Linked DNA regions of Mus musculus: all the other regions are linked to region 2. A link is a loop called in an ENCODE intact Hi-C map of the cell type or tissue named here. Cell type or tissue: heart. All regions are shown on one strand.

Evidence for each region. Hi-C counts contacts between places; a loop is a spot of excess contacts. Peaks named below come from ENCODE experiments on the same cell type or tissue, not always from the same donor. Only the 100,000 strongest peaks of a DNase experiment are listed, where the experiment ranks them.
Region 1: it touches region 2 in a loop (11-fold over the local background); 5 of 42 quality-filtered maps call a loop at or near these places.
Region 3: a loop joins it to region 2, with 6 times the contacts of the local background. A loop is called at or near these places in 28 of 42 quality-filtered maps.
Region 4: a loop joins it to region 2, with 2.4 times the contacts of the local background. A loop is called at or near these places in 5 of 42 quality-filtered maps.
Region 5: a loop joins it to region 2, with 4 times the contacts of the local background. A loop is called at or near these places in 13 of 42 quality-filtered maps.
Region 6: it touches region 2 in a loop (5-fold over the local background); 13 of 42 quality-filtered maps call a loop at or near these places.

Annotation. Positions count from the first base shown.
Region 1 is chr3:9,065,291-9,070,290 of GRCm38, reverse strand. 4930539M17Rik (RIKEN cDNA 4930539M17 gene) reads right to left here. Exons shown (of 3, transcript NR_040597.1): 2 at 4,960-5,000. Among named protein-coding and RNA genes, the nearest start is that of 4930539M17Rik, 5.8 kb to the right of the region's middle. In heart, a CTCF peak has its summit at 3,024 (motif pointing right); no DNase peak of the experiment used is centred here.
Region 2 is chr3:8,662,698-8,667,697 of GRCm38, reverse strand. It overlaps Hey1 (hairy/enhancer-of-split related with YRPW motif 1), which reads left to right and starts at 660. Exons shown (of 5, transcript NM_010423.2): 1 at 660-916; 2 at 1,121-1,196; 3 at 1,343-1,426; 4 at 1,672-1,753; 5 at 2,634-4,339. The coding sequence starts at 828. The coding sequence ends at 3,202. LOC115489673 reads left to right here. Exons shown (of 2, transcript XM_030252957.1): 1 at 1-474; 2 at 620-774. The coding sequence ends at 760. In heart, no CTCF peak of the experiment used is centred here; DNase peaks (open chromatin) are centred at 497 and 2,997; H3K4me3 peaks cover 4,556 bases; H3K27ac peaks cover 2,762 bases.
Region 3 is chr3:8,914,311-8,919,310 of GRCm38, reverse strand. The region is part of intron 1 of Mrps28 (mitochondrial ribosomal protein S28); the gene reads left to right. Gm52601 (a long non-coding RNA gene) reads left to right here. Exons shown (of 2, transcript XR_003954436.1): 2 at 1-2,394. Among named protein-coding and RNA genes, the nearest start is that of Gm52601, 6.8 kb to the left of the region's middle. In heart, a CTCF peak has its summit at 2,777; no DNase peak of the experiment used is centred here.
Region 4 is chr3:8,848,118-8,853,117 of GRCm38, reverse strand. All of the region lies in intron 2 of Mrps28 (mitochondrial ribosomal protein S28), which reads left to right. Among named protein-coding and RNA genes, the nearest start is that of Gm52600, 50 kb to the left of the region's middle. In heart, a CTCF peak has its summit at 2,059; no DNase peak of the experiment used is centred here.
Region 5 is chr3:8,602,220-8,607,219 of GRCm38, reverse strand. No RefSeq gene overlaps it. Among named protein-coding and RNA genes, the nearest start is that of Gm32496, 23 kb to the left of the region's middle. In heart, a CTCF peak has its summit at 2,658 (motif pointing right); no DNase peak of the experiment used is centred here.
Region 6 is chr3:8,595,053-8,600,052 of GRCm38, reverse strand. No RefSeq gene overlaps it. Among named protein-coding and RNA genes, the nearest start is that of Gm32496, 30 kb to the left of the region's middle. In heart, no CTCF peak of the experiment used is centred here; a DNase peak (open chromatin) is centred at 4,542; H3K27me3 peaks cover 149 bases.

The DNA.
Region 1 (5,000 bases), 400 kb before region 2:
CATGTTGCGAGCCATGCACAAGTGGTGAAAAGCTGCATGTTGCGAGCCATGCACAAGTGGTGAAAAGCTGCATGTTGCGAGCCATGCACAAGTGGTGAAAAGCTGCATGTTGCGAGCCATGCACAAGTGGTGAAAAGCTGCATGTTGCGAGCCATGCACAAGTGGTGAAAAGCTGCATGTTGCGAGCCATGCACAAGTGGTGAAAAGCTGCATGTTGCGAGCCATGCACAAGTGGTGAAAAGCTGCATGTTGCGAGCCATGCACAAGTGGTGGAAAGCTGCAGATTGCGAGCCATGCACAAGTGGTGGTTCTGCATAATTCTCTTCTCACGCATGCCCGTAGCTCCCACCTGCCCAGACAGCACCATCTGAATTTCTATAGAAAAGACATATTTTAAAACTCTGGTCCTTCCTTTTGCATTTCACTGTGCTCTAAAAAACTATATTTCCCTGAAAGGGTGTTAATTTCAGCTCAGGCGATAGCTGTCCCCAGCATGGACGCATGGGGACACTTACGGGAGACACAAACTGGATGAAGACAGAGCAGGTGTGACCTTAGAGAGCCGAGGGAGAGTCAGTGATTTTAATTGTTTTTGATATCTACTAATTTGTTTAGTGTGTGTGTGCGTGCGTGCGTGCATGTGTGTGCATGTGTGTGTGTGCGTGTGCGTGTGCGTGTGCGTGTGTGTGTGTGTGTGTGTGTGGTGTGTGTGTGTGAGATATGGTGCACATGTGGAGGTCAGATCAACTTAAAGAAGCTGATTTAACCCTTTCATTGTATGGGTCCTGGGGATTAAACTCAGGTCATCAGGCTGGATCCCAAGTGTCTTTACCCACTGAGCCATCCTGCCAGCCCTTGCACAGTCTTTATATGTAGTAAAGAGCCAGGGGGGCAGCTTGACTTTGATTGTGAGGCTGTAAGACTGGGAATGTGGAGAGAAAGGCAGTGAAAATCTGAGCCATCTCACCGGCCCCAGTAAAATCATTTTGATTGTGAACTTTTGTGGGAAATGGGTGGAGAATTAGAAACAAACAGTCCTTGCAGGTGCTGGTAAAGAGCACAGGGGCTTACAGGACAGAGCCAGTGCAGCCAGGGAGCCAGGGATTGATTGATTGATTGATTGACTGACTGACTGACTGACTTACTTACCGTCTCTTACCTATTCCTGGGTAGCTAGCATTTGTGTGAAAATTCAGAGATGAGAAAGGATTAGATACTGAATTACAAAATGAAGACAAAGAATGCAAATGAAAATACATGTAGTAAAACTAGATGAAGGAGGAGTGAAAATATTTAAATACAATAGGAAAATCTCAAAGTTTTTTTTTAATTTTGATAGGCTTTCATATAGTTTAGACTGACTTCAAGCTTGCTTTGTAGCTGAGGCTGTATTTGAACTCCCAACCCTCCTTTCTCCAAATCCCAAGTGATTACAGGAATTACCACCTTACCCAGCTTAGAAAAGGACACTTTAGCCGGCCGTGGTGGCGCACACCTTTAATCCCAGCACTTGGGAGGCAGAGGCAGGCAGATTTCTGAGTTCGAGGTCTACAAAGTGAGTTCCAGGACAGCCAGGGCTATACATAGAAACCCTGTCTCAAAAACAAAGAAAAAGAAAGAAAGAAAGAAAGAAAGAAAGAAAGAAAGAAAGAAAGAGAGAGAGAGAGAGAGAGAGTGAGAGAGAGAGAGAGAGTGAGAGAGAGAGAGAGTGAGAGAGAGAGAGAGAGAGAGAGAGAGGGAGGGAGAGAGAGAAAGAAGAGAAGAGAAGAGAAGAGAAGAGAAGAGAAGAGAAGAGAAGAGAAGAAAAGGATACTTTTAAAGAAGGAAATAGGAAATGTCAAGTAGGCACAGGAACACGGAAAATAAAAACCTATCAAACAAACAATTGTAGTTAAGAAAAGGGCAGAGCCAGGTGTGGTGGCTCACAGCAGTGACACTGTGCTTGGAATTAGAGGCAGGAGCTTCAAGACCATTGTCAGTTACACAGTAAGTCCAAGGCCAGTCTGACAATTTGAGATGCTAACTCAAAATAGCAAAAATCAAACAAGGAAACAAAACAGACATCGGGCAGTTTCGAGGGGACAAATCACAAAAGCAAAAATTGCATATTGAGACTTAAAGGACAGCTCGGCTGCCTCACAAGCTCAAAGAGCAGAGTTCAAACCCCAGAACCCGACGTAGAAAAATGGCGGGCATAGTGAGATTATGAACCCAGTGCTGGGGAGGTGGACACAGGACGATCCTTCGAGCCTAGCTAAACTGGTGTGCTTCAGCCAATGAAAGATCTATCTCAAAGGAAAATGGTGAGATTTCGGAAGAATAACGTGTTCTCTCTCTCTCTCCCTCTCCCTCTCCCTCCCCCTCCCCCTCCCCTCCCCCTCTCAAATTAGAAATAAAGAAATTTTTTTTTCAGAAATAAACCCAGGGCTGGAAGTGTGGCCCAGCGGGAATGCCAGTGCTTGCATGCGTGGGCTCTGTGCTTAGTTTCCAGCTCCAGAGCCAATCATTCACTTATATGCCCTGCAAGCACCTTCCGCTGTACTGACTTGCCTCCCGGTTTATCTTTTCCCTGTATGCCTGCTCTCTTCCTTACAGCAAGTGACAATATCCTGGATTTGTCTCTCATCTTTTCTCTCATCTTTGTTACCCATTTGAAGCCTCCTCTAACCCTCCGTATCAATGTTACTGACATTCTCTCTCACAGTGAAACCCTGATGGAAAGAAAGGGGACGAGACCCAGAAGGAAACAAACATCTCCAAAGACCAATGGCAGTGGATAGTGGTTTTGTTTGTGGTAGGGCCTGACTATGCAGCCCAGGTTTGCTTTGAACTTAGGATCCTCCTGCCTAAACCTCCTTAGTGATGGGATTACTGCCTCAACCAAGACATCTAGCTTAAGACTCCATTTTTCCTGACTCTGAATCTCAGGGCCAGCGACAGAGCACAGAAGAGACCTGTCAAACGTGGCCTCTTTCTCGCGCGCGGTAAAGAGCCAGGCAACCTAGAAGGAGGTTTCTGAGACTTTGCCGGCAGGGGGCGATGCGGCGCCACCAGTTTCCAGGGAGCGCCTGGAAGGCAGACATTGAAAAAGGAGTTCCTACGCATTAAATATTGGAAGAAGTGGAGGGCTACAGGCAGGAGGCTTGATATTACAAACAATTACCTGGGGCAGGATTGGTTAGACTCTACAAAGGTTAGGACATAGTTAATAACCACATTTTTAAAATGCAGCTGTAAAGAAAAATGAAATCATGATACAGAAAAATCGATGTAAGCAGAAATCCTTATGTTAAGCAAGAGCAAGCCAGACTCAGAAAGAATGTGCGTTTTCTGAAACACAGAACAGAAATTTAAAATTATGTGTGTGTACATATATGTATGTGCCATCTATGTTTGTTTGCAAGCCATTAAACTAGAGAGGGGAAGCAGAGAGGAGAGGCTGAGCCCATAAAGGCAAGCAACTGAGAGATGAAGAAAGGATAACGGATATATGTAAAGAGAAAGCGAGGCTTCGGCTGGCTGAGGGAAGAACGGAACCAATGGTGGAGAGAGGGGAAAATAAGAACAGACCATGGTATCTATGAGTGAAGATATCATGGTGAACCCCGGTATTTTGTATGTTTACCTAAACAACAATAACAGCAATGGTTGTCTCTGACACTGGCCAACTTGGCGCTGTATGGTGCTGACTGGTAGCAGCCTGCTTGAGACTCAAATCATACTCTCCTTTAGCGGCAGCCTTTAGCAGCAGCCCCCCTTCCCCTCCCAGGATAGCACAGCCCGGGAATTCAGAGATGCCATTTGCATGTGATGGCCTAGTATTACAGATGAAGCTGGCCCATAAATGACACCACAGTTCACCACAGAATCCCTTCCAGAGCTTTCCAGAACATTTCTGAAAGCAATACAGAGAAAGAGCTTTCATTTTCTTTTTTTTCTTTTCTTTCTTTCTTTTTTGTTTTGTGTTTGTTTATTTGTTTGTTTGTTTCGAGACAGGGTTTCTCTGTGTAGCTCTGGCTGTCCTGGAACTCACTCTGTAGACCAGGCTGGCTTCGAACTCAGAAATTCGCCTGCCTCCCAAGTGCTGGGATTAAAGGCATTCGCCACCATGCCCGGCTGAGCTTTCATTTTCTAATTGCCTTTTGCAGTGATATTTTTGGTGCTGTGCCCTTTAAGGGAGCAGTGCCCAGGTCTTGGGAATTGTTTCCTGAAGTGGCAACCTGCTGAGCCTCTGAGTCCCTGTTTGTAAATGCCAGCTGCCTGCCAGATGTAGCACGCTATCTTAGACATACAAAGTATTGCATTATTTATGTTATGTATTTTACTGATTATGTCACATTTTAGGCTAACATATCTGCCATGCATACTAACTGCATCTCTTACTTCAAGTATAAGGATGCTCTTCCCTGGTAAGCCTCTCTCACTTTGAACCTCAGCACCAGAGATGTACATGTGCATCTAAAGTCTGACAGTGAATTCTTTTCCTTCCCTGCTAACGCCAAAGCTAAGCTGAGAAACGTGTGTCTCTGCACTCCGTTCCAGCTGGTGCTACCAGCATCCCTGAAGCCAGAGGATCAATGTGGCTGTGGAGACCTGGAGACAGGAGGTGATGGCCAGCCCGAGGAAGTCGATGGGGGAGGGGAGGGGAGAAGAGGAAAAAGAAAAAGAAGAAGAGGAGGAGGAAAAGGAGGAGGAGGAGAAAAATAAAGAGAAAGCGAAAAGGAAAAAGAAGAAGAAAGCAAACAAAACAAAGCCTATTGTGCTTGTGTTAGAACTCCATCATGGTAGAGGGTGGAGATTCAGGGAGAGACCCTGCGTTAAGGGAACGCCCCGGCGAGTGAGGAGACCGGACACCAGACATCCCCTCTATGCTTTCGTGCTCACAGTGCACCCACACCACACACCAAACAACAAACAAATACATTTAAGTCTAAAGTAAAACACGGGTTGAGGGTGTACCTTAGTGTTAGGTAGGCTGCTTGCCTACCATGAGTGAAGCC
Region 2 (5,000 bases):
CAGCCGCGGGGCACCGGCAGCAGTGCAGAGAACGGGACGCGGGCGGTGGCTTCCGGGGCCCGCCGGCGCCCGGACTCCGATTACAGGTTCACACCAGGAGCCCGGCAGGCGCGCCCTCGTGCAGCCCGGCTCCCCCGCCTGGCTATTCTTCTCCATTCATGCAGCCGCCCAGAGCAGCCGCCCAGAGCAGCCGCCGCCGCCGCCGCCACCGTCGCCGCCGCCGTCGCCGTCCGTCCGGATTGGCTGGCGGCCGGGGCGCCGGCACTTTCCCACGGCCCGCGGCGCGTGCGGCTCACCGGCGGCGCTGCAGGCGCGGCCCTGGCACACGGCCAGGCCAATCCGGGCGCGCGGGGTGGGGCTGGGCGGGGCGGTGGCTATCGCCGGGCTGGTGTCCCGGGCCGGCCCCCCATTTCTGCCCGCCGCCGGCCCACCGCCGCCCGCGGCCCCCAGCCGAACTCCTGCGGAGCCGACGCACTGCCGCCGGGCAGGGGCGGGCTCCGGGGGCGGGGAGCAGCCAGCCTCGGCCTCCGCTCGTCCCGCCCCCATGCGGCTGCCAATCTGCGCAGCGAGGCGCCAATTGGCCGGGGCACGCGGTTACCCGGGAGCCGTGGCCCCGCCCCTGCCCCAACCTCTCCGCCTTCCCCGCCCTCCCCCTATCCATGGGAAGGGGCGCAGCGTGGGAAAGGGATGGTTGAGTTTTAACCGGAGACTGAGCGTGAGTGGGATCAGTGTGCACGCACCTCCCGCAGCCGAGCGCTGAGCGGCCACTGCAGTTAACTCCTCCTTGCCCGCCGCGCGACCCTCCTCGGAGCCCACGCTCCGCCACCATGAAGAGAGCTCACCCAGACTACAGCTCCTCAGATAGTGAGCTGGACGAGACCATCGAGGTGGAAAAGGAGAGCGCGGACGAGAATGGGTGAGTTGGCGGCGTCCGACCGATCCGGAGCGGGAGGAGAGGATGGGGTGCGCTGATGCTGGGTTCCCTTTGCCGGGAGTCGTGGGCCGGCAGCTGCTGGCTGGGAGCAATCGTCCCCGAGCCCTCCAGCTCAAGTTGCCAAAGAAATCTGGTGTAGGAGGGCTCTCCTTTCCTTTCTCAAGGCAATTGCTTCCCATCTTACAGAAACTTGAGTTCGGCGCTGTGTTCCATGTCCCCAACGACATCGTCCCAGGTTTTGGCCAGGAAAAGACGGAGAGGCGTGAGTACCCCCCCCCCCAATAATTTAAATATATATGCACATTGTTATATTAATTAATTAACTAACGGAAAGAACCACATTTCTTCTCGTTGGAATGTACAGTCATAACGTAAATGCCCTCCTTTGTTTTTGTCTGCTTCCCATAGATCATCGAGAAGCGCCGACGAGACCGAATCAATAACAGTTTGTCTGAGCTGAGAAGGCTGGTACCCAGTGCCTTTGAGAAGCAGGTAATGGAAGTATGAGAGCGCTGAGTGTAGCCATCGGCACCTTCTGATTCCCTCCCCTCCGTGCTTCTAACCTCATTTGTGCCAAGTCGTTGGATGTTCTTACACAAATTCCCACAGATTTTGTGGATATACGTGACTTTTGCTTTTTTTTTTACGTTTGTATTTTACATGTATGTATATTTGTGTGCATATTTTAAGTTCTCCAAAGGCACTTGTGTCAGATAAGCCTTTTGTCTTCTTTTTAGGGATCTGCTAAGCTAGAAAAAGCTGAGATCTTGCAGATGACTGTGGATCACCTGAAAATGCTGCACACTGCAGGAGGGAAAGGTATTCCTCTCCAGTTCAGCTGGGGCTTTGCGTGCTCGGCGTGGGGGGTGGGGGTGGTAGCAAGCGCAGTCTGGGATTGGTGCAGTCCCTGCCTGCTTTGCTTTGTGGGGTGGGGAGAGCAGTATGTGCTTGCCAGCCAAGTGCACCTTCAACAGCACATGGGTTCTTGAGCAGTGAATACATCACCCCAATCCTCTTTCAACTGAGCTAATGCACCTTTCAGCAAGCGCCTGTCTCCCGGAGCTCCTCCGGTTGTGACAGCCCTGATTTAGGTCAAGTCACTCATGTTTGTCTGTTGCTATTTAAGAAAGGATTGGGAAATGGCTTATTAAAAAGAACAACTAGATAGTCGGAATTTTATATACAGATTTAGAAAACGAACTGCCAAAAGAATTTGGAGGAAAGAGACATGTTGGGGCTAAATAGAGAGGAAAAAAAAATCTAACGGGGTGAGAGACTGAAGCCCGTGTCTGTCTCCAGCCACCAGATTCTTCACCAAGGACCAAGTGCCTAAAAGCTCCACGATGATAACTTACATCTGTGTGTCTAATGAATTTCACTGCTCTGTGGTTTCTCTGTCCTTGATGTATTTTTTGTTGTTGTTGAGGGAAAACATTAAAGGAGGGAACATAGTTTCATCTGCTGGTAGGGTATAATTCCAATTTCTGCTCAGCAGCTTCTAATTGGGCTTTGAACTTGCATTAGCAAACATATACTGTTGATTAATGCAAAGATTTTGGTCAGCTTCAAAATATTTGAGCTTCCAGGACCCATGATCTGTGCTGTAATCCTGTATGGAGTTGCCAGGAAGAACTTTGGAGTGGAAGAAATTCAGGAAATGAGCAGAGCCTTGAAGGTTTTCCTTTGTTTTTGTGCACAGGTTATTTTGACGCGCACGCCCTGGCTATGGACTATCGGAGTTTGGGGTTTCGGGAATGCCTGGCCGAAGTTGCCCGTTATCTGAGCATCATTGAAGGACTCGATGCCTCCGACCCGCTTCGCGTTCGCCTGGTCTCCCATCTCAACAACTACGCATCCCAGCGGGAAGCCGCGAGCGGCGCTCACGGTGGCCTCGGACACATTCCCTGGGGAAGTGCCTTCGGACATCACCCACACATCGCACACCCTCTGCTGCTGCCCCAGAATGGCCACGGGAACGCTGGCACCGCGGCGTCACCCACGGAGCCGCATCACCAGGGCAGGCTGGCTTCTGCCCATCCGGAGGCGCCGGCCTTGCGAGCGCCCCCTAGTGGCGGCTTGGGACCGGTGCTTCCCGTGGTGACCTCGGCCTCCAAACTGTCTCCACCGCTGCTCTCCTCTGTGGCCTCGCTCTCAGCCTTCCCCTTTTCCTTCAGCTCCTTCCACCTACTGAGCCCTTCGACACCCACGCAGGCAGCAAACCTTGGCAAGCCCTATAGACCTTGGGGGACAGAGATCGGAGCTTTCTAAAGAACTGATGCTGTAGAACAAGGGAGGGGAAAGCTTAAAATCCCAGGTGTGTTGGGACGGTTGTCAACACCACCCTAAAGTCGCCAGTAAGTCAGGAAAAAGGTACATTTTCAGATAATTTTTTTCTAAAGACTAAAAGTTTGTTGGTTTACTTTTCTCTTTAATTTTTTATCATGTCATGCATTAGCAGTTTTAAAAAATTAGTTGTTAATTTTTGTTTAAAAGATTCAATTGAGGTAGTGATTACGAACCAACACTTTGATCCGTTGTTTGTTCTGTGCCTCATTTATTTTGTAAACCTGTCTGTCTGAGAATGATTCCGTTTGCCTCAGCGTGGGGAATCTTAACATTAGTGTTTGGGGTCTGTTTCCTGGTGTGTATAAGTTGTAATCTTTTGAGGATTAATTTCGCACGCCACTATGCTCAATGTTAACACGATTTTGTTACTACTTTGATGGACCGAGGTGTTGTATAAGTGGTATTCTTTGGGGAGGGAGGGTCAGCAAAGCATTATATTTGCAAACAAAGCGTTGACAAATCAGATGCGCAGCTTTACTGGAGAGCACTGGCTCTCTCTCTGCCTCTCAGAGCAGTGAGGTGAAGGGAGAAAGGTGTCTGTGCCCTGAATCCAGATGACCAGCTACTGTGGCCTGCTTGGCTTTTCTCTTCTGATATTTCAGGTTTAGAAACAGCTGCTGGTAGTCTAGGTCCCCATTTGGAGCGTTGGCAGCAAGCAAGACAGTTATGTAGACCTTGCCTGCACTTGGCAGCCCTAAGCACTCTCAGTCTCACGGATTTCACCGTTCACCAGTGTCGACCTGCGTAAGCGATCGGAGTCTGAAAGTAGCTTGGTGCCTGTGAAACACAACCCGATTTTCCTAGAACTCCCATATTTTCTTTTAAGTGGAAATTTTTATGTTGTGTTTTCCTTTTGGTGCATGAAAATGTGGTTCTTGCAGTACTTAAAAGGGCTTCTCTGCCTTCTCATTCATTTTTAAAATTTTGATTTGGGCTCTAAAAGTATTGTTTTACAGGCTTACCCCTTTAGAAGGTATAATTTGAACAGCTCCTCTGAACTAGGTTTGACCTCTGTTGTATTGATGTGTTGTGACTAAATAAAAAGCAAAGAACAATATATGTACTGTGTCTGTCTTCCTGAGCCTGTGCTGGTTGGGAAATCTCCGGCTTCTTGGTTTTCGTTCTGCCCGATGCTTGGTTTTCGTCCTTTTCCCAGTTACATTATTCTTGGCATTCTAGGCCGTGCACATGTGTACATCTAGCAGAGTGACTTTGTTAGGCTGCAGAGCTCCGCTTGGCCTCCTGGGAGGGAATGGTAGCTTGTCTGATAGTCAATCAGGTGATCTGCCTCTCAACTGTCTCTGGGATCAGAGTTTGAATTCAGGCAGTTATTGGAAAGAACTTGAAAAAAATCACTTTAAGCTGTGGTTGATCATTTTATTAGTGCTGAACACACAGTGTGCACGGTTCTTAACTGACAAAAGAGACACTTCATGTTTCTATTTGCATTTGTTTTTATGGGAAAACAGGACTACAATGGCATTGTAGCTGAACCTGCAGAGAAGGCTTGGTGTGGCATCATGATGAGCAGTTGGCAGGCTGTAATTCTGCACCTGCACACTTCCAAGGAGTCGTCTCTTGTCTAATTTCTAAGGAATGCATTTAACCCTTGGGCCACACTGTGCTTCTGAGCTGTGTGTTAGGAAGCAGACATATGCTTTAAGTTAGAACAAAATGCTACCATGACAGAAGCAGTAATTGGCCACAGAAGAATGCCTTC
Region 3 (5,000 bases), 250 kb before region 2:
CCTGGAGCCAGAAAGCAGAGGGAGATGAGTGATATTCGCAGCTCTCCTTCTCATTTTCCATTTTTCTGAATGGACCTGTGGGGTAGTGCCGCCCACATTCAGGGTGAGCTTTCTCCTTTGCGTCTGGAAACACCCTCACATACAGGAGATGTGTCTCTTCCATGATTCTACTGTCTAGTTGGGCTGACAATGGAGACTAAGTATCAGGTTTACCAAGTGGATGTACGGATAAGTAGTACACAGTCACACAGGGACTTGAGTTGTTACTGCTTGTGACAACTCACAAGCCGTTACACACATAGGATAGGTTGGGCTCTTAGTTAAATGTGCTTGTCCATCATAGTAATTGAGCAGAAATGATGTTAGAATAGCTAGGAAGCTCAAAATACCCCGCGAGCTTTAAGTTTAGTATTTGCTGGAAGTTTTGCTGCGTTCCTTTCTTAACATTTGTGGTGAGGCACAGAAGCAGTTGTTAGGGATTGCTAGGGATTTAGTTTGTGAGCAAAATCTCACATCACTTTTTAGAGTTGGGTTTAATTAATTGAAAAATACCCTGAAATTAGAAGATGAAGAAGTACTGTGTGATCAGGACTTTTAAAAAAGTTTATTTACAAAGTATAAAAGTAACATTGACTTAAAAAGCACAGGAAGGTATCATTCCCAAGGATTATATATATATATATAATACATAATATAATACATATAATTATACATATATATATATATATATAAACCACAACATATATATCATTAAAAACACAGTTGGCTTGTGTTGTAGATAGATACAGTTTGCAGTTACATCCCTGCAAAACACTATACTTCTTGGATTCACAAAGTCTTGGCCTAAATTCTTGGTTTTGTTTTGTTTACTAGGTATATTTAAAATTTTAAAAAGTTTTCATGTGCATGTTTGCACGTTTGCATGCTCAGGAGAGCAGATGATTCTCTGGACTGGAGTGTAGATGATTGTGTGCCGCTTTGTGGGTGCTAGGAATTGAACCCAGTGTTCTTAACTACTGAGCCATCTTTCTAGCTGTATTTTTTGAAAAACTACTACATATCTGTTTTCTCCTTTTCCTTTTATTATAAAAGAAAGCTGAGCCATGAGACTATTGCAGGGTTAAACAATTCATTATTTAAAGCACTTGAAAGTAGCCCTTGCCAGTAAACATAACGTAGTTTAGTTGTTACTACTGAAAATTGCTATATTTACCTAAGTGTAATTTTGAGTCTTTCCTTATTGCCTCATATGTTCACTGTATACACAGTATTAACAATTCTGCTAATATTTTATATTATGGTTATATATATATTTATAACTTACTTAAATAGAAAAGGCCTGCCTTGCAAATGCTCAGGTTGATAATGCTACGGTGGGCGTTTGTAACTTTGTGCTTATGAAAGCAAATGTAGAGGGTGTCCACTGGGAGAAAGCCTCACACAGCTCACCTCTGACAGGTCTACTGTGCCTGTCCAGATGACCTCCCAGGGACTGTGCTGTGACGTCCGTCTTCTTACCACCTCACCCCGTTTTCATCATGTGTGTATTTGCTCTTACTGGTCTGCATTGCTGGGGGTGGAACTCAGGGCCTAACACATGCCTGTGCAAGTGCCTGCTGCTGAACTCTAGTTTCTTGATGTCAGGTGACTAAACCAACCTTCAGGAATTGGGAACTGGGATTGATATTCCTCATCCCTGATATTAAGTCAAAGTTGCTGATGTTTGTATATTTTACTTGATAAATAAGCTATAAGATATACTTGTAGTCACAAAAATTACACTTCTAGCATGCATATTGGGGTTTAGGTAAGAGTTCATTAGTAAGATGGTTTATGCTTGATTTCCTCTGAAGATGAACATTGCTGTTTCCTAAATGAAGCTCTTTCCCCTGAGATGGGTTTCCCATGATTCACTGAGGGACTCACTCGTCTACCCTTAGTGAGCCTACCAACTGTATGAAACACCTTTGAACGGTCTGGGCTTTGCTTCACCACTGTCTTATAGTACGCTGACCATTCTGTAGTTTCATGAAGTCATTTCTGAGCCCATTTTGTCTTTGTAGTTACAACTCTTGGAAAAAGCAAGGTTAGGATTATTGCATGAATCCATACATGTGTGTAAGAATATATGTTGACTTAAATTGTAATAAAACTTAGTTTGATGGTTGAGTAATTATGCAAAAAATAGCAACTCAGATGCCTATTTTTGGATTTGAAAATATGTATATGTAGTAATGAAATTTCAAGTGATACACACTAACTTTTTTTTTTTAGCATATATTACATTAGTCTTAAAAATAATGGGTTTCCCTGTTGGATTTTCATATATGCTAAGAAGTCAGAATTGATCCACATAATTTTTTTGTCCTAATTTTGTGGGTGTTACTATATAAAGCAAACTTGGATCTAAAGGACCTGTGGGTTCTATGGTTACTTGTGTGTTCATGTGGCCACATCTTTTCCCAGCTTTGATGCTGCTATTTTTTCAGTTATTGAGCATAAGGGCCAAATACTATTCATTATTGTGGTCAACAGAGCTCATTCTGCTATATGAGGAACGGGTAGACATCTGCTGAAGATAGTTCTGTACATGTATTTTTCTGTCTCTTTTTCCTTTGTGGGGTAGGGCATCACAGCCTGACCTTGCCAGTGATAAATTGTTGTATCTGAGTGACATCCCAGTCTTTCCCTCCTGAATTCTAAATCTCTCTTATGTCAACTTAGACACTATGACTTTATAGCATTGGGGACGGTTAAGTTTATAACCCATGTTAACTGCCCACAGATGGCAGTGTTGAGCAAAGAATGGTTTTTTTTTTTTTTTTTTTTGGTGTTCTGTGGCTAGTACTGCTGCTTCCTTACACTAGAGGGCGTCCTGTCCCTCCCTCTTCAGCACGGTCAGAGAGTGGTTTGCACAGTAGACCACCCTCTGCTTTAGAGTATTGAGAATACTGACACTATAGGACACTTGGTAGTTTTACAAATTTTCAAAATATCTAAGATGGATTTCATACAAATTTTAAGTATTTTTACTTTCTTGTTAAAATTTCTCTCTCCCTCTATCCTTCCCTGCCTTCCTTTTTTCTTTTTAATTTAAAATTACTTAGCTATGTGTGGTGGCATAAGCCTTTAATCCCAGCACTCTTTGTGAGTTCAAGGCCAGCATGGTCTGCATAGAGAGTTCCAGCATAGCCAGGAGTCTGAAGAGAGACCCAGTTTCAAAAGACCAACCAACCAAACCAAACCACACCAACCAACCAAACCAAACCACACCAACCAAACAACACCAAACCACACCAACCAACCAAACCAAACCACACCAACCAACCAAACCAAACCACACCAACCAACCAAACCAAACCACACCAACCAACCAAACCAAACCACACCAACCAACCAAACCAAACCACACCAACCAACCAAACCAAACCACACCAACCAACCAAACCAAACCACACCAACCAAACAAACCAAACCACACCAACCAACCAAACCAAACCACACCAACCAACCAAACCAAACCACACCAACCAACCAAACCAAACAACCAACCAACCAAACCAAACCACACCAACCAACCAAACCAAACAACCAACCAAACAACACCAACCAATCCAACCAAAACAACAGAAGTTTGTTTAATATACACAAGTGTCTTGCCTGCATGTTTGTGTGTATATGGTGTGGATGCTGGGAATGGAACCTGGGTCCTCTACAAGCGCTCTTAACCACTGTGCAATCTCTCCAGTCCATGATAAAAGATTTAAATTAGTCATTGAGTTTTTTATGAATACCAAAGGATTTGTTTCAATATAAAAGAAGAAATGATCTTATTTTATATGTTTTATATAAATGTAATAAAATCATGTGCTTCATTCTATTTATTTATTTATTTAGTTAGTTAGTTCTGGTTTTTTGAGACATGGTTTCTCTGTGTAGCCCTGGCTGTCCTGGAACTCACTTTGTAGATTAGGCTGGCCTCGAACTCAGAAATCCACCTGCCTCTGCCTCCGGAATGCTGGGATTAAAGGCATGTGCCACCACTGCCCAGCTATGTGCTTCATTCTTACCCTTCCAGTTTTTTTCTTCCCAGTTTCCTATTGAACACATGACAAATCATTGATATCTTAGAAATTATTAAGTTTGTAAAGGAATGTTAAAATATAGTTCTGATTTTATGCCATCCCCTTTTCTTTACATTGTAGAATTCTGAAATAGTTACTAAGAGTTAATAATAATTTTTTTCTGAAACATTCATTTCTACAGTGAAAATTGTCAAAAGGCAATGAAATAGTAAATTGAAGTAGATAGACTTCACAAGGGAGCAAGCTTTTCTTTTTTTTAAATCATGTGCTACCACCACCTGCACTTTATTGTTTTTTAGATTTATTTATTATCTGTAAGTATACTGTAGCTGTCTCCAGACACTCCAGAAGTGGGCGTCAGATCTCATTACGGATGGTTGCGAGCCACTATGTGGTTGCTGGGATTTGAACTCAGGACCTTAGGAAGAGCAGTCAGCACTCTTAACCACTGAGCCATCTCTACAGCCCCGGGAGTAAGCTTTTATCAATACTTAAAATTTGGTTAAAAGTAGTCCATTTTCACAAAGGAAAGCTAGTTAGCATGTGCTATATTTGAAGGGTAATCATATGATCTGACCCATTTAGCTCCATTTCGACTTTCAGCTTGGACTTAGTTTCTCTGATTGTAGGTCTTTATTAGCACCCATGTTTTGCTCAGAAATAATTGCTACCTTCTTTTAATGTCTTTGGGTTTTTTTCCTTCTAAGTGTTACATTAAAATTTCATTTTTTGTTCATATTGTTTTCAGGCTGTGATTATAGCCTTCTCACTTTTTAAAAAATTAGCGTTAAGTAACAGGAAATAAAAGAAACTAATCAGATTTGAGCAGAACCTGATTTATAGGCTTTGGGGACTGAGTCAGTGTGGGTTTTGCCTTCTTTTTGAGGATGGTGAGCCTGACTGTTGGTAGTGTGG
Region 4 (5,000 bases), 190 kb before region 2:
TGTCCTTATGAGTTTTGCATTTTATCTGTTGGTGCTTCCTGCCTTAAGATTGATTAGTAGGGTTTATTATCTGACCAATAGGGTTTCGCAGATCTGATTTAGTGTCTACATGGTGTACTTCTGCAGCTTGCGTTGTTTAAAGTATGATTCTTACAAGCAGTGTCTCATTAGTCTTTGTCTGTCCCATCTGCCAGTCCATGTCTTTTCATTGGAATACTTACTTAGTCCTTTGAAATTTTGTGTAACTTTACTGTATTTGTGTTTAAATTAGCCACCTTACCATTTGCTTTTCCCTCTTTCTCTATTATTAAACATATTAAGCAGGAATAATTTCTAGCAACTTGGAATATTTAAGCAGAGGACCTTTCTATTGTAAACTTTATATGCCCCAGTACAGGGGATCGCCAGGGCCAAGAAGTGGGAGTGGGTGGGTAAGGGAGCAGGGCAGGGGGAGGGTATAGGGAAATTTCGGGATAGCATTTGAAATTTAAATAAAGAAAATATCTAATAAAAAAAAAAGCAGAGGACCTTTCTCTAAGGGTCTAAGGCTTTGGTGTAAAAAAAGATTTGCTATGTATCTTCTATTATATTTTCAAGAAAGAAAAGTATAAACATAGGCAAATTTTACTTTAATTAGGATTTGAATTAAATGTATCATAGAAAACTGTAAGAAAAAAAAAATGAAAGGGTGGCCCTTCTTATGCTCCAGTCTCCAGCCTGGGAACAAGTCGCACAAGGAGGGGCAGAGAAGACTGTCTCCATCAGGTTCCGTCAGCTTCTGCTATTGAACGTCATCCCCTGGGGTCAGGGGCACCATGTGTCCCTCAGTCCTGTAGACCTTCTGGATTCCATGTCCAGTCTTGGCAGGTGCACAGCTTAGAGGGGGAGATTGGGGGTTTCCACTCAGAAGGCAGAAAGGTGGGCGGTACCATCTGGGTCTGCTTGCTCTTAGAGAAACAGAAGGAGCTCTGGACTATCGCTATGCAGGAGCTATGACTGTAGCTGTAGCTGGTCTATTTTAAAGAATTGGCTCACACCATTGTTGGGGCTGGCAAGTCTGAATTATGTAGGGCATGATAGCAGGCTGGAAGTGTAGCAAGAGTGGATACTCAAGTTTTGAGACAGAATTTCTTCTTTCTGCAGGAAACCATGCATTTTCCTTAGTCTTACAGCTTACTAAATGATACCTGTTGTAAGATTGAGAGTAACTATAGATGTTATACCCTGCAGAGTAAGTGTACAGTAATGCTAGACCTGTGATTAAATTACCAGGTACCATAGCCTAGCCAGTTGATACATGAGATTTACCATCATACCATCCACAACAATGCAGATGAGGCAGCAGAGCCACAGAGAGGTCGGTGTTGTGCATTGCAGAGCTGGCTATGAGGGAGAACATCTGCTCTTGAGGAGCAGTAGCCTGTGGTGTGGAGCTGTGTGTGCTCACAGGAGGAATCCACAGCATACTGTCGTGCCCTGTCACCCTCCAAACACACAAGGGGAGGTAGAGAGACAAGTAGCCAGGCTGCCCAGGGGGTTCTACATAGAACGGGACTACTGTGCAAATAGCCACTCAAGAATTCAAAGTGAATTTAATGCACTAATAACTAGTGCGTCTCCGTTGTGCTTCTCTAAGCCTGTGGTCTTTGTCCTTTTGTTGTTGTTTAATTGCACAAGTTTATGAGTTAAAGATGTAATACATATATAAAATGTGTAATGAATGGTCTTTATTTCTACCTCTTAATCTCTCTCAAAATGCATAGAAAATGTGCCTTTTCTGTCTCATTTTCTACTTTATTTCTCATCTTTCCTAGGAGAAATTTGAATAGTCACTTTTTATTCAGTTCATATAAGTCATGCAATGACTGTTTATTATTAAATTCTCAGATAGGGGCAATCAATTATATTGCAGCTAGCTGTATTCTGTCACTGTGACCTAAACTATGCCCGTATAGCCCTGTAAGAGCAGACTTCATTCTAAGTCCAGAAGACATCCCGCCTGTGACAGCTTCACACTAGTGGAACTGGAGGTTCACTGCCCTCTATGGTGGTGACAAGAACTACATATGCTTGGTTCCCGAATGCTCCCAACTAGAGCGGGGTCTGAAAGGCAAGAGAGGTCTGCAACCCGCTGAGCTCCACAGCTGCTGCCTGCTGTCTTAACTGTGAGAGCACCTTTCTGACAGGTTCTCAGACTCAGCTCTGAGTCAGAGCAGGATTAGCACAGGAACCCACTCTGCACTGACAGCTGCTCTGTTAGTCAGTGCGCTGACTTCAGCTGCATGGCTTCTCGTGAATGTTTAGTTAATTTTCTCACTACCAAACGTTATCTCTTTTAAAAAGCTATCATCACATGCTTTCACTGGTTTAATTTTTTTACCTTAAGAGATTGTGAGTTTTCACAAAATCACCAATATTTCTGTTTCCAACCTGCTCTTGGATGCTTTTACCTAGCACAGATTTGTCAAACTTAGCAAATTGTAAATGCTGCTGAGCATGCTTCTTCTTCTCACCAGCACCAAGGACTAGATGAGCGACTGTATAAGTACACAGTTCTCAGGAGAGGCATACACAGCCTACTGTTTGGCTATGGGTGCTTGAATCTTTTGGATGTGTAAGACCCACCCTCTGATGAAGCCTTCAGCAGTCACTAGGAGGAGATTGCCTCAGTAGCTCAGACACCTCTTTCTCTGTTGCTGTGTCGTCTCTGCAGGCTATCCTATCATGTGAGGCTTCAGTTCTTTGGGGAATACAGATCTCAAGAAGAGCATTTCTGTCATCATATGAGAACTGTTTGATGCCATTCTCCTGCAAACTATTGCCATATCCCTACCTCCAGTGCCAAACTGCCCTCTCTTTCTCTCCATCAGCGTAGGGTGCAGGTCAGTGACGATGCCATATTTGAAGGCAGAGAAGGAAGTAGGCTTACTAGAAAGAGCTTTCTTTCCATAGCCTCTCTTTCTCTGTCAGACAGGATCATCTAAGTCTGTTGAATAAAATGGTTTCTGTCTGTCATAGGAAAATGACTGAAAAGGATCTATTTTGGAATGAGGGGTTTTTGAATGGCTTGATTTTTAAAAAATAGGATCAAGTCCACTTGGAGCCTTTTGGGGACAGACAGACGTGCAGTCAAAACATCTACACACAAATAAAATAAAAGTTAGGCATTATATGCAGAGCTGACAGTCCCACACTCAGAAAAGGAACCATCTCTTTCTTATGTATCCTTTAAGGAAGAAAAATTTCTCACAAGTTTCTCTGAACATGATTCCTTTATAGATTGTTATGCAGGTGTGAGTATGATTGGTCCAGACACCTCGCAACCTGCCTGGGTTGAACCTTGTGCATGCGAGGCAGGCACTGGATGGAGAACCAAGCTGTATCCCAGGCCCCTTTGTTCTTTTTATTTGAGCTAAGATCTCACTAAGTTGCCCAGGTGGGCCTTGAATTTATAGGCTTGTGCCTTCAGGACTGTAATTTAAGGGCTCCAATGCCACTTTTTATAAAGTACAAAAGTACCAGGTTATTGATTTTCTTTTTTGCCTATATTCTTGAAACTGATACATGAAGACCATTATGAATTTTCAACCTGAAATGATGCCTTTACAACAGAAGCTTGTCACATAAATAAAAAAGATCTATTTTATAGATCTATAATTAATGATTTACTGGTTATTATTTCTACCCTACTTTGTAAAAGCTATCTGTAGAAAATTTAGAAATTATACAAGAACAAAAGGAAGAAAGAAATTCACATTGTTCAGAGGTGAACTGGGAAGATGTGATAGCGTGTTGCATTTTGGAGACTTGTTTTTCAAGTGGGAAGAGATGTTTTGTTTTAGTTTATAATAGGTGATTGGGGAAAGTCCAGACAAACTCTGAACTTGCAGTTCTCCTGCCTCCTGCTCTTTGGGTGCTGGACTTAGTGGCATGGTCACTATATCTGCCTGGATGATATGTTTAATTGCTAGCTCTAATTTGGTGAACTCAGTTTTCTTTCTGTAAGATTTTAAACCTTAGAGTGAACATTAAATTCTATTGCAGTTAAGTAAGTCAGACTCCTTAGGCTAGGAGGATCGGGGTGGGGGGGAGTTGAATAACCCCCACTCCCACCCCATAGGCTCATATGTTTACACGCTTAGTCCTTAGTTGATAATTTGTTTGGGAAGGGCTAGGAGGTGTGGCCTTGTTGGAGGAGCTATGTCGCTGGGTGTGGGCTTTGAGATTTCAAAAGCCCATGATAGGTCCACTGTGTACCTACACCTCCGTCTGTCTCTGTCTCTGTCTCTGTCTCTGTCTCTGTCTCTGTCTTTGTCTTTCCCCCTTGCCCGACTTTTGGCATGTAAAGCTCCCAGCTACTACTTAAATGCCATACCTGTCTGTTCCCCACCAGGATGATAATGGACTAAGCATTTGAACCTGTTAGCAGGCCCTTATTTAAATGCCTTCCTTTATAAGTAGCCTTGGACATGGTATCTCTTCACAGCAGTCGATCAGTAAGACAGAGGTCATTTATACTTTCACTGGTACAGTTAGTTAGTATCAAAGGGAACGATTATATAGATCCACTTCTTTGCCTTAAGCATAAGGTGTTAATGTTCAAGACTGTTATACAACGTAGCATGTCCATGTAGACTGTCATGAGCGGGTGAGATGTGGGTAGAGACTCTCACCATACAAGCCTGGCCACCTGATTTCAGTTCCCCAGCTTTCCACTCCTTCTCCACTCACATGCTCTTTTCCTTTTCTGTAATCCATCCGTGCTGCTGCCCATGTACTCGTGGTGTGGAGCTATGCACCAGATTGTTGTCAGCCTCCCAGGGCCACTCTGAAAGGAAACCGACTCTCCTTCTTCAGAAGCCATCAGTTGTTAGTAGCTTCTCAGCATGCATGGAAGCTCAGAAGCCCTTCCCTCTTTCACACTGCCATGTTGGCTGACTTGGTCTTATGCAGCTCTCATGTAGGCTGTCACAGTGCTGCAGTTATGAGTGGGCCTGTCA
Region 5 (5,000 bases), 60 kb after region 2:
AAAAAGATTTCTATGCTTGCTTTGTCTTCTTTATTCTATGTTCATGTCTTTTTTTTTTCTATTTCTCTTCTTTCTCTCTTAAAATATTTCTTAATATATCCAATGCTGGAAAAGTTATTTCATTGCCGATAAGGTGCCTGCATAATGACCCTTCCACTTCAAATGTCTTAATTAGTTGCTACTTGGTTCCTTTATTTTATTTTTTTTGCTGTCTTTGTTTTGGTCACATCAAGGTTTATGGCTCCATGGAATATAAAATTGCCTTTCAATTGTATTAATTTCTTTTATGCTACCCACTACCTTGGAACTCATATTTGATAGGCAAGAAAGGTAATTTGACAATGGAGTAAAGAGAGCTACGGCACACACTTGTAAGCCCAGTGCTTTGGGAGGCCGAGACAGGAGGGTTGTGAGCTCAAGGACAGCCTCCGCTACATAGTAAGACTTTGTTAAAAAAAAAAAATCAAGAGACAAGGCAAACTATTAAAAAGTGAATAGAACCATTCAAGGTGACCAGCAGTAGTTCTTGAAATCAAGTGGTTTGCATAATAAATTCTGATACTCTCCAATGCCTGACCCTGCTCCTCACATACTCCTCACATACCCAGGGCACAAACTTGGCTAATGATATGAAACTTGTTGATATGAAGTTACCATAATTTTATTATTACCTACCAGAAAAAAACATTTTTATATCGCTACTGAAAACTTCTGGAGAGTCCCATCTGGGGTTCTACATGTTGCTGGAGACATCAGGGCTCCCTCTCATGATTCTTCCTATTGAAATACGAATTCGAGATTATAATATCATTTATATATAATTTTCCCTTTCCTTCCCTCCTCCACTGCTCCTTGTACCCCCACCTTGCTCTTTCAAATTCATGACCTTTTTTTGTTAATTATTGCATGTGTGTGTGCGCGCGCGCACACACACACACACACACACACACACACACACTCCTGAATACATAACTACAACTTGGTATTGGATAACTGATTGGCGTGTTCTTTCCCACGGAGGATATTTCTTCTGCTCTCTGCTTTCCTTAGTTGTTTATAGCTGTTTGTTAGGGCCGAGGCCTCGGGAGCTCTCCTCCTTCCATATCACCATGTTTATTGGAGTCGTATTTTTTAAATGTTTATTGGAATGTATTCAACCCAAGTTGTTGAAACGTTATGGATGTAGCTTCTGCCATTTCTAGGAGAAACTTCATGATCCTCCAGCTCGTCCCACCCTTCTGCTCCTCTCCCATTGTGACCCCTGAGGAGGTGTTGTGTTACAGGTATATCAGTTTGGTTGAGGCTCCATGACTTTTGGTCATTTGTGATTTTCTGTAACAGTCTCTGTTGCAAAGAGAAATTTCCTTAAGGGGGAGTGAAAACTAATCTGCATGAGAGCAAACATTTAAACTGATATTATGCTAGTTTAGCAAAGTGGTGACTGTGGGTTCTCCTCAAGATCTATCATTAGCCCTGGGTACTTAGTCAGGTTTTCAGTACCAGGTGTGAGTTCTCTCTTGTTGATTGTGTTTTAAGTCAACTCAGAGAGCTGCTGGTTACCCTTGGTCTGTATGCCACTACTGTATACCCTTAGGATAATTATGGTGTCTTGGTCGTCGTTGTGGCTCGTAGACATCATGACTCTACTGTGGTTCATAGGTATTATAGTCGTGTAGGAGTGTTGGTTGCTTCCCTCTTTTGGAATCTTGGTACCATGGAAGCTAGTGTGAGGCTGTGGACCATGCTACCAGTCAGAAAACCTGGAAGATGGAGCCGATTCAGTAACCCCAGCAATCTACTCCTGGCCAGGTTTCTGTCCTGGAACATGTGACCACAACATGCCATGGAGAGGACTGTGACAATCAGTCACTGTAGGGACAACACCCAAATTCCTTCGACATGCAGATGAGGCATCCCTAACATCTCAGACCAAGCCAACAGAAAACATCTACCTTTAGACCCCAATGCACCCCAAAATGTTTATAAGATCCTACTCATAAGGAATAAAGTTACCAAAGACCATGTGAGAGTGACTGTGTTTTATTTTTATTTATTTTAAACTGTAACACCCTAAGGGATGAGTGTTTTCTCCTGAAGTTTCGTTGCAACTTCCTGCTCGGTGGTCATGACCTTGGCTCCTAGCTGCCCGCTGCATCTGGCTGCCTGCCTCCTGCCACCAACTCCGGGGGAGCTGTGGCTGCAGAAGAGGCCTGACAACCCTCCTTGCTCCTGTTCCCCCTCAGAGAGCTGCAATTCTTCTGCTGTTCTGGCTTTACCTAAGTCCTGCAATCCCTGTGGAAAGCACCCAGTATGCAGACCCGAAACAGTGTGTCCAAAGTACAGGGCTGCCATGTCTGGTCTCAGTGGGAGAGGATATGCCTAGACCTGTAGTGATTTGAGGTTCCAGGGTGGGTTGGTATGGTTGGGGGGAGAGCTCCCTCTTTTCAGAGGTGAAGGGGAGGGGTGGTGGAGAGAGGGGTTTGTATGTGTGTGTGGGGGGGCGGGGCAGAGGAAAGGAGGGCTGCGACCAAGATTTAATGTGAATGATAAATAAATAAATGAAATAAATAAAAAGGTAGTCAAATAAAACTAGTAACACCTTTAAAATGAAAAAAATAAAGACGCACGGCATCTTCAACAGTAGCCGTACCTCCCACCTCTAGGGGGCAGCAGCAATAGCCTGTAATATTTTGGGACTCTCTTGAACAGTGCAGACCAACAACTCAAAAGAGAGCATGTGTCTGAAGTTGGGAATTTTGTTAGATGGTCTATGGCTCCTGGGGGCGGGAGAGCATGAAAATTTCTCTCTCTCTCTCTCTCTCTCTCTCTCTCTCTCTCTCTCTCTCATGAAATGGGGCAGACCTCAGCAGGGTCATATGGTTTTATCAGCCATGAAACCAGGGCTGTATATTGTGGGAAGGAGAAGTACATTATCCCATTAAAGGATATCCCATCTCTTTAGCATGTCTTAAGGTGAGACAACCTTCCCGAGGTTGCCTCTACCTGCTGATAGACAAGTCTAGCTATATTAACTCTTATATTTTTGATAACTTAGAGTGTCAGGTCTCTTCCCAAGGCCAGAGGTAGGTTCTATTCTTTGAGCAGAGGGAGTAGCTCTTTTAATGGGCCTCACCAGCACCCGGATCAAGGCTACTTTAAGGTCATCTTCACCACTATTACCACCAACATCACTACCCAAAGGAACCAAAAGAAAAATGCTAACCATACCCTCTCCCCACTTAAACAAAAATCTTACGTCTTCCACTAGGAATTACATAACAGCATAATTAAAGTATACTATGCAGTTAATGAATAATTAACAACAGAATAATTAAACTATAGTATACTCTGAAAATAAATGAGAAGCTTAGGTAAGCAAATCTCTCTTGGATTAATTTTGAGAGTTTACCTGGAAGAGCATTACAGTTGTGTAATATATTGAGCCCACTAAATTTTAAAACTAGAAAACAAAGAGAATTCTTATCGTATGCAGGCTTCAAGCACCTAACTACTAGTTTGGACAATATTTTTAGATGCATTATCAAGTTTTAGAGTCTCGTGGTTGTTACTGTCTTTTTCTCTGTAGAATATTCTAGAAATCTTTCAGGTGGGAATACCTAATATGTAGCAGCCTTGAATGAGTCTCAGGTGTGTGGTCTTGCACCAGAAACACGGCGGCAGTGAGCTGCCGGAAGAATCTGGCCGTGCAGGGAGAACACCAGGAGACCAGGGATTCAGGAACTTACTCTCCTACTGCTCGAGGAAACAATGCTCGGAACACCTGCCTCTCAGCACCTCTGTCATCTGTGGATGTTCATGCTTAGCTCTTCAACAGGCCCGGAGGAGCTTGTGGTAAAACTGTTAGGATCATTTGTTACGCAGAAGCAATGAAAAGAAAGATGGTTGCCCATCTGAAGCTGGTGTCCTTGGCTTTGCTTGGGCATTGTGTCTTGTGTGCACACTCACTGCACACAGGTTTCTTTGGCTAGGGCAGGTCACCTTTGGCCTTGGCCTTTGTGCATTACATCCTTTCATACAAAGAGTGACTACTACAGCCATCAGGATTTTCTAACAGCTCTGACAGGCCAGCAGCTTTTGGCAAGTGTGTTGTGTATTTATTTTTAGTCACTTAGACACAGTAGCAGGCTTATCACACCACGAAGTGATGAGGGTAGGATGGCCTGTGCTCTAAATCATTTTCTTGGTCATATTCCCAGGCAGTCACTTCCCTGGGAGTGGGATCAGGCAGCCGGGGTTGTACTTTGTACCAAGAAATTCTCACCCAGTATAGACAAAAGCTAAAGTGTCACCATGATTGTTTCTGGGGAAGACCGTGTTCTATTCAGAGGGCAAAGAGCTGAGACAGAGAGAGAGGCGTTATCTCCTGAAGGCATGGGGGCTCTTGTGGCAGACAGGAACAGAAGTTACCATGAACCACCTCTTCAGAGACAGACTTCTACTTCTACTTGGGTCCAGTGAGGCTAATTTTGACTCATGTTGAGTCCTCTGTCCCACTTTTTACAGTGAGAGGAAGCACTCCCCACTTTAGCCTCCTTCCTGGTGGTCCCCTGAGAACCTTTTCCGAGCGAGTCTTCTGCAGTGTAGACATTTGATGGGCGAGCTGTGTGCCAGGCCAGGGTGGAGGTGGGAAGGTTGCACTGTTCTCTGAACTAAGCTGCCTTCCCTGGGAAACTGAACTTCTCTAAGAATTTAGTACTGAAGACAGGACAGGGTTCCTCCTAAATGGGAGAATAGTACAGAAAATGTTTCAATGTTAAACCAAAACCCAAAACCTTGTAGCTGGAGAGGTGAGTCAGTAGGTACGAGCACTTACTGTGCAAGCAAGTTTTCCAGCACGCACATAAAAAGCCAGGACTGGTTCTGATTGCTTGTAACCATAGTGATAGGGCAGGGCAGGGTAGGCGGAGGCAGGAGGATCACTAGGCCTCGTTGGCCATCTGCCTAGCCAAACTCCAGCAAGACCCAGGTTCTGTGAGAGA
Region 6 (5,000 bases), 68 kb after region 2:
TTCTTTCTTCTCCCTACACGGTTCTACTGACTCTCAACAACCTGCCACCCAGTTCTTCTGCCCTTTGTTTTACTGGTGGAGCGTGAGCTGTGCCCTCTTAGCCTTTGGTTTTCCTCTCTTAGAGTGAAGAGTACATTCCAGCTGTCTGTCGTTCTCACGTCTGTATCTGTCTCAGACTCCAGCATCACCTACAGCCAGAGGAGTTCAGCCACCAGTCTGCAATCGCTCTTGGTCTTTCTTCATTACCTCTAGGACAACACGGACAACTAAACTGATCTTCACCCTTCCAATCCATTTCACCCCCACCAACTTCTCTGACTTTCTCAACCTCATTCCTTTTCTTGCACCTGCCCTTGACTGTTTGACTCATCCTTACCTCACCATGCCAGGTCAAGACCCATCTTTTCTTCCTGATCCCTGATGCTTCGATCCTCCACCCACCTCTTTGTGAGGAGCAGCTTCTTTCTTAAAGCTGTAAATTCTCTTTATTTTCTCATAGTTTTAAGATTTAAATCTGGGTTCCACATATGAAAGCAGACATTGAATATTTCTATTTCTGAGTCTGGCTTGTTTCACTTCCTGCAACTGATGCGATTCACTCTCCGTCATGGGTGGATGGCAACTCCACTGTGTCTCCCCCCCCCCCCTTTACTCTTTTATCCACTCAGAGGCAGCAAGGCTGTCTCTGTACCTCCACTATTGTGACAGGTGCCACGTGGACATGATTATGCAGGTATCCCTATTGTTGTCTTAGTGTGTGTTAAAGATGATTTTAACAGGCCAGGCTTAGAACATGGAGGCCTCAGATGGTAGGCATGGCGTTCTTAGAGTGAATGAATTGTTCTGAGGATATCACAAGAACAGCTAAGTTCACAAGGAGTAGAGATGTGCTTCCTAAGCCAGCCTGGCTTTCTGAGCACTCATCCTGTGTTTGCACCTGATGGCAGGAAAGTCTGTGACAAGTGCAGTTTGTTAGTACTTAGGGGACAGAGCAGGGCAGCCCTGGAAACAGGGTAGTGACAGAAGAAAATGCAGATGAGTGAGCTGTGAGGGCAGGTCCAGGGTTGGGGGAGCCAGGGACATGGGAGACCATGTAGGGAGTGGTAGAACACGCAGGCAGCACAGACGTCCACAACGTGCCAGCTGAGTAACATTTAGCACATTACTGAATAGCTATGCTTGCCTGTTCCCTCCTCTGTAGACAGCAGTAAGAATGGGGAGATCTGGGGTGATCGGAGGAACTGTGTAAAGCAGAGTGGGAAGGCAGCACAGTGTCAGCATGTCGCAAACACTAGCCGGCATCACTCCTGTCTACTGATGTCCAGTCCGCCTCTGTGCAGGATGCTGACTGTGGAGGCTCGTTTCACTGTGTGATGGGAGATGGCATCCCTTCCTCTTCACTCTAAGAATTATACTAACCTTCCATTTGTTTCCTTCATCTAGACTGCTCTGTCTTTTAACCCTGCATCACATCCCCCAAACCTGTGTCACATCCTCTCCCCACCGCACCTTTCCATTTTCATTAGGGCCCTGGGTTCGTTTTACTCAGGCTGGGCTCCTGCAGTGTCCTCATGACAGTGTTGACTTAAAAAAAAAAAAGAAAAAGAAAAAGAAAAAGAAAAAGAAAAAGAAAAAGAAAAAGAAAAAGAAAGAAAGAAAGAAAGAAAGAAAGAAAGAATAGGGCTGGGGAGGGCTGGGCAGCTGTGCAGTGGCCCCAGCTTGCTGAGTAAGCTCATGACTCAAGGTAGGATTCCCAGAACCCATATAAAAATCTGATACAGTAATGCATGGGAATTTGGAAATATTTCCCACATTTCTATGGGACTATGGGAAACAGAGACAGGAACAGCCCTGGAATCCAGGCTAGTTAGGCTATTACAGGTGCTGGTGAACAGTGAAAACTCTGCCTCAAAAGGTGTGGAAGCAAAGGACCGACACCCAAGGTCATTGTCTGTCGTCCACACACTGCTGTGACACGTGCTCCCCGCCATTCACACAGAGACCAGGGTCTTTATCTGCGTCCCTTTTAGGCTGTTGGTTGTTGTATCAGCTGAGACCATTTTCTACTACAAATTATTCTCTTCAACTATTAAAATACCTTTTCTCTCACACATATATGTTGTAGTCTTCTCTGATATATCCAGTGCTCTGTAGTGTAAAGTTGTTCTTAGGATCACAAAACCATCAGTTCCCATCCTTTGCTGGTCCCATCTCCTCCCATGGTAAATCAGTTTGACCCTGAGCCTGGGTGTGATTGACTACCAGGTCTGTTTCTGCCTCTGCCAAGCACGTATGAAAGTTCCTCCTACCTGGAAGATCCTTTCTCCAGTAGTTCAGTTAGAAGACACCAGTTTCCCCTACAGGGAGCTAGTAAAGTCCTGAGTCAATATGTATTGTTGACATGGATATTTCCCAGTCAAAGACTCTCAGCCCCATTGGAGTGGCAAAGCACCAGTTTTACCAGGGTGAGGCTCAGAAGAAGGGCAAAAGCTTTCTCAGGCCTGAGTTTGAGACTCTTGATAGAAAATGTTCACCGTAGCCACCCCCGAGACTGTTCCTACAGCATTGGCTAAGCCTACTTCCTTGTTCAGCTGTATGCAACAACCTTTCCTTCCTTCCTTCCTTCCTTCCTTCCTTCCTTCCTTCCTTCCTTCCTTCCTTCCTTCCTTCCTTCCTTCCTTCCTCCCTTCCTCCCTTCCTCCCTTCCTCCCTTCCTCCCTTCCTCCCTTCCTCCCTTCCTCCCTCCCTTCCTCCCTCCCTCCCTCCCTTCTTCCCTCCCTCCCTCTCTCCCTCCCTCCCTCCCTCTCTCCCTCCCTCCCTCCCTCCCCCCTCCCCTCCAGTTCAATAGTATATAATAAATTCACTGAGCTTCTGGGATGCTTCAGTTCCTCCATCAGAGAATCTAGCTTCTCCATGTCTGGGTATATGTCCTTTCTTCATTCCTTCACAGCCCAAGTTATGTCAATTCCTGAAGCCAAGCAAGGACATGGCATCTCTCACATAGCACCTTTTCTACTTTTCTTTTGAAAAATATTTTTGTTGCTATTATTATTAATTTTATTACGTTTGTGAGTGTGTAAAAATCAGAGGACAATTTTGTGAAGTGAGTTCTCTCTTTGCTTCACCATGTATGTTCTGAAGATCAAACTCAGGTTTGCCAGTGACTGACTTTATCCCCTGAGGCACTGCCAGCTCATGTCTAGCATCTTTCATTGAGCATCTCCCTATCAGATCAGGACACTTATGTTAGCGCCTCCATTATCATTTCTATCATTACTACACTCACATTAGAGACTGTCTATCTTCCTTACATGTATGTCTATCTTCCTTACGCGCGCGCGCGCGCGCGCGCGTGTGTGTGTGTGTGTGTGTGTGTGTGTATGTATGTATGTATGATCTAGGAATGAATTTTGGTTAATCTTGTTTGTCAGCTTAGCAGGTTCTGGATTCAGCTAAGAGACTCCTTTGGATGGGCATGCAAGGTTACTTTCCGGGAGAATTCAATAAGGGCAGTGGGCACCATCTTCTGGCAGACTCCCAGGTACAGACAGGTCTGTGGGGAGCAGTGCCCTCTTGTTCTCTTGGCTGTCTTGTGCCTCCCTGGGATCTCCCTTGATGCAGCAGCCACCACCCTTGGCTGCCATCGGAACCCAGCTGAAGACCAGTGATTTTCTAAGAACTGTTTGGGTGTTAGCACCAGATTAAAGATGTCATTCAGCTCCGAGGTCTGAGCAACTAGAGGTTCTCAGGCTCAAACAGCCATTGTGGGTAGTCTTTGCAAGATGGTCTAGGAAATCCCCTTCATCAGCAAGGCTCTGGGTTCTGTTCCTCTAGAGAACTCTAATTGCCCATCTTCTATCTTTAATTATCTAGTCATCTTCAATGTAGTAAAACACACACTCGCTCTCTCACACACACAGCATTACAAATAAATGATTTATTCAATGGTCTGCCAGGCCTTATGGCTTATTCATATCTCTGTCTTTTAACATAAGTGGCCCATTACTAGTAGCTGAGGAAATTAATACTTTTTAAATTTTTTTTAAAGAAGAGACAGTCTTACCCTGTGTCCCAGGCTGGTCAGGAAACCAAGCTCCTGCCTCAGTGCCCTGCGTCTGGGCTTGCAGGTGTGTGGTGCCAAGCTCTGCACCTCATCCCTGTCATCTACACTCTCATATCTCATCTCCACTGGGCACTTGGTGACCTGGTGATTCAGCGAACTCTTACTGTTAGTCTCTCTTATACTACTGCTCATATTTGTAAAAAGAATCCAATTCTAGTTTCTCAGGACAAGGAAGTGTGTTTCCATCGCTGTTCCTGCACATTTTACGCACGATGTTTAGTGAATAGCTGTTGATTGAATAACCAGGAAGCAAAGCCTGGGTCATTTCCTTCCAACTTTTATGGCATTTTACTTCCTGAAACAGTGTCTGGTTCCTCCTGCAAGATTATCTGAAGCTGTGGGACGCCCTCTTTGCTCCAATCAGGGCCTCTAGTTCTGACAGGAATCACATCCTTAGGTGTCTTGAATGACACACTCTGGAAAGCACCTGGTCACTGAGTTTTGCAAAGAAATGGCACTGTGCCAGGGCTTGCTCCCTCCTTCTAGCAGCAAGCAGCGAGGACTCTTTCCATTCTGCTAGCCAGCAGCAAGCAGCTCTGCTTTCCTCACTACCAAGCCAAAAAAAAAAAAAAAAAAAAAGGTAATTGCCTCTCATCTGTTTGAATAACCTAAGATGAAGCTAAATAAAGCTATTCAACAGGAAGGAAGCAGCATTTGGAAGTGCTCAAACAGCACAAATACCGAAGAGGAACCGGAAAATTCCTTTGCACCTATTATGAATACCTGCTAGGACCTATAGCCAAGTGACAGAGATGATAAATGACCAGGAAGTAAGGATTCAGTCTGGCAGATAAGGCTAATTGCAGAACTCTGAATATGAGTGCATCCCGCCTTCATAGATTTTAATCCCACTATCATTTTATCATCTTTGAGGGTT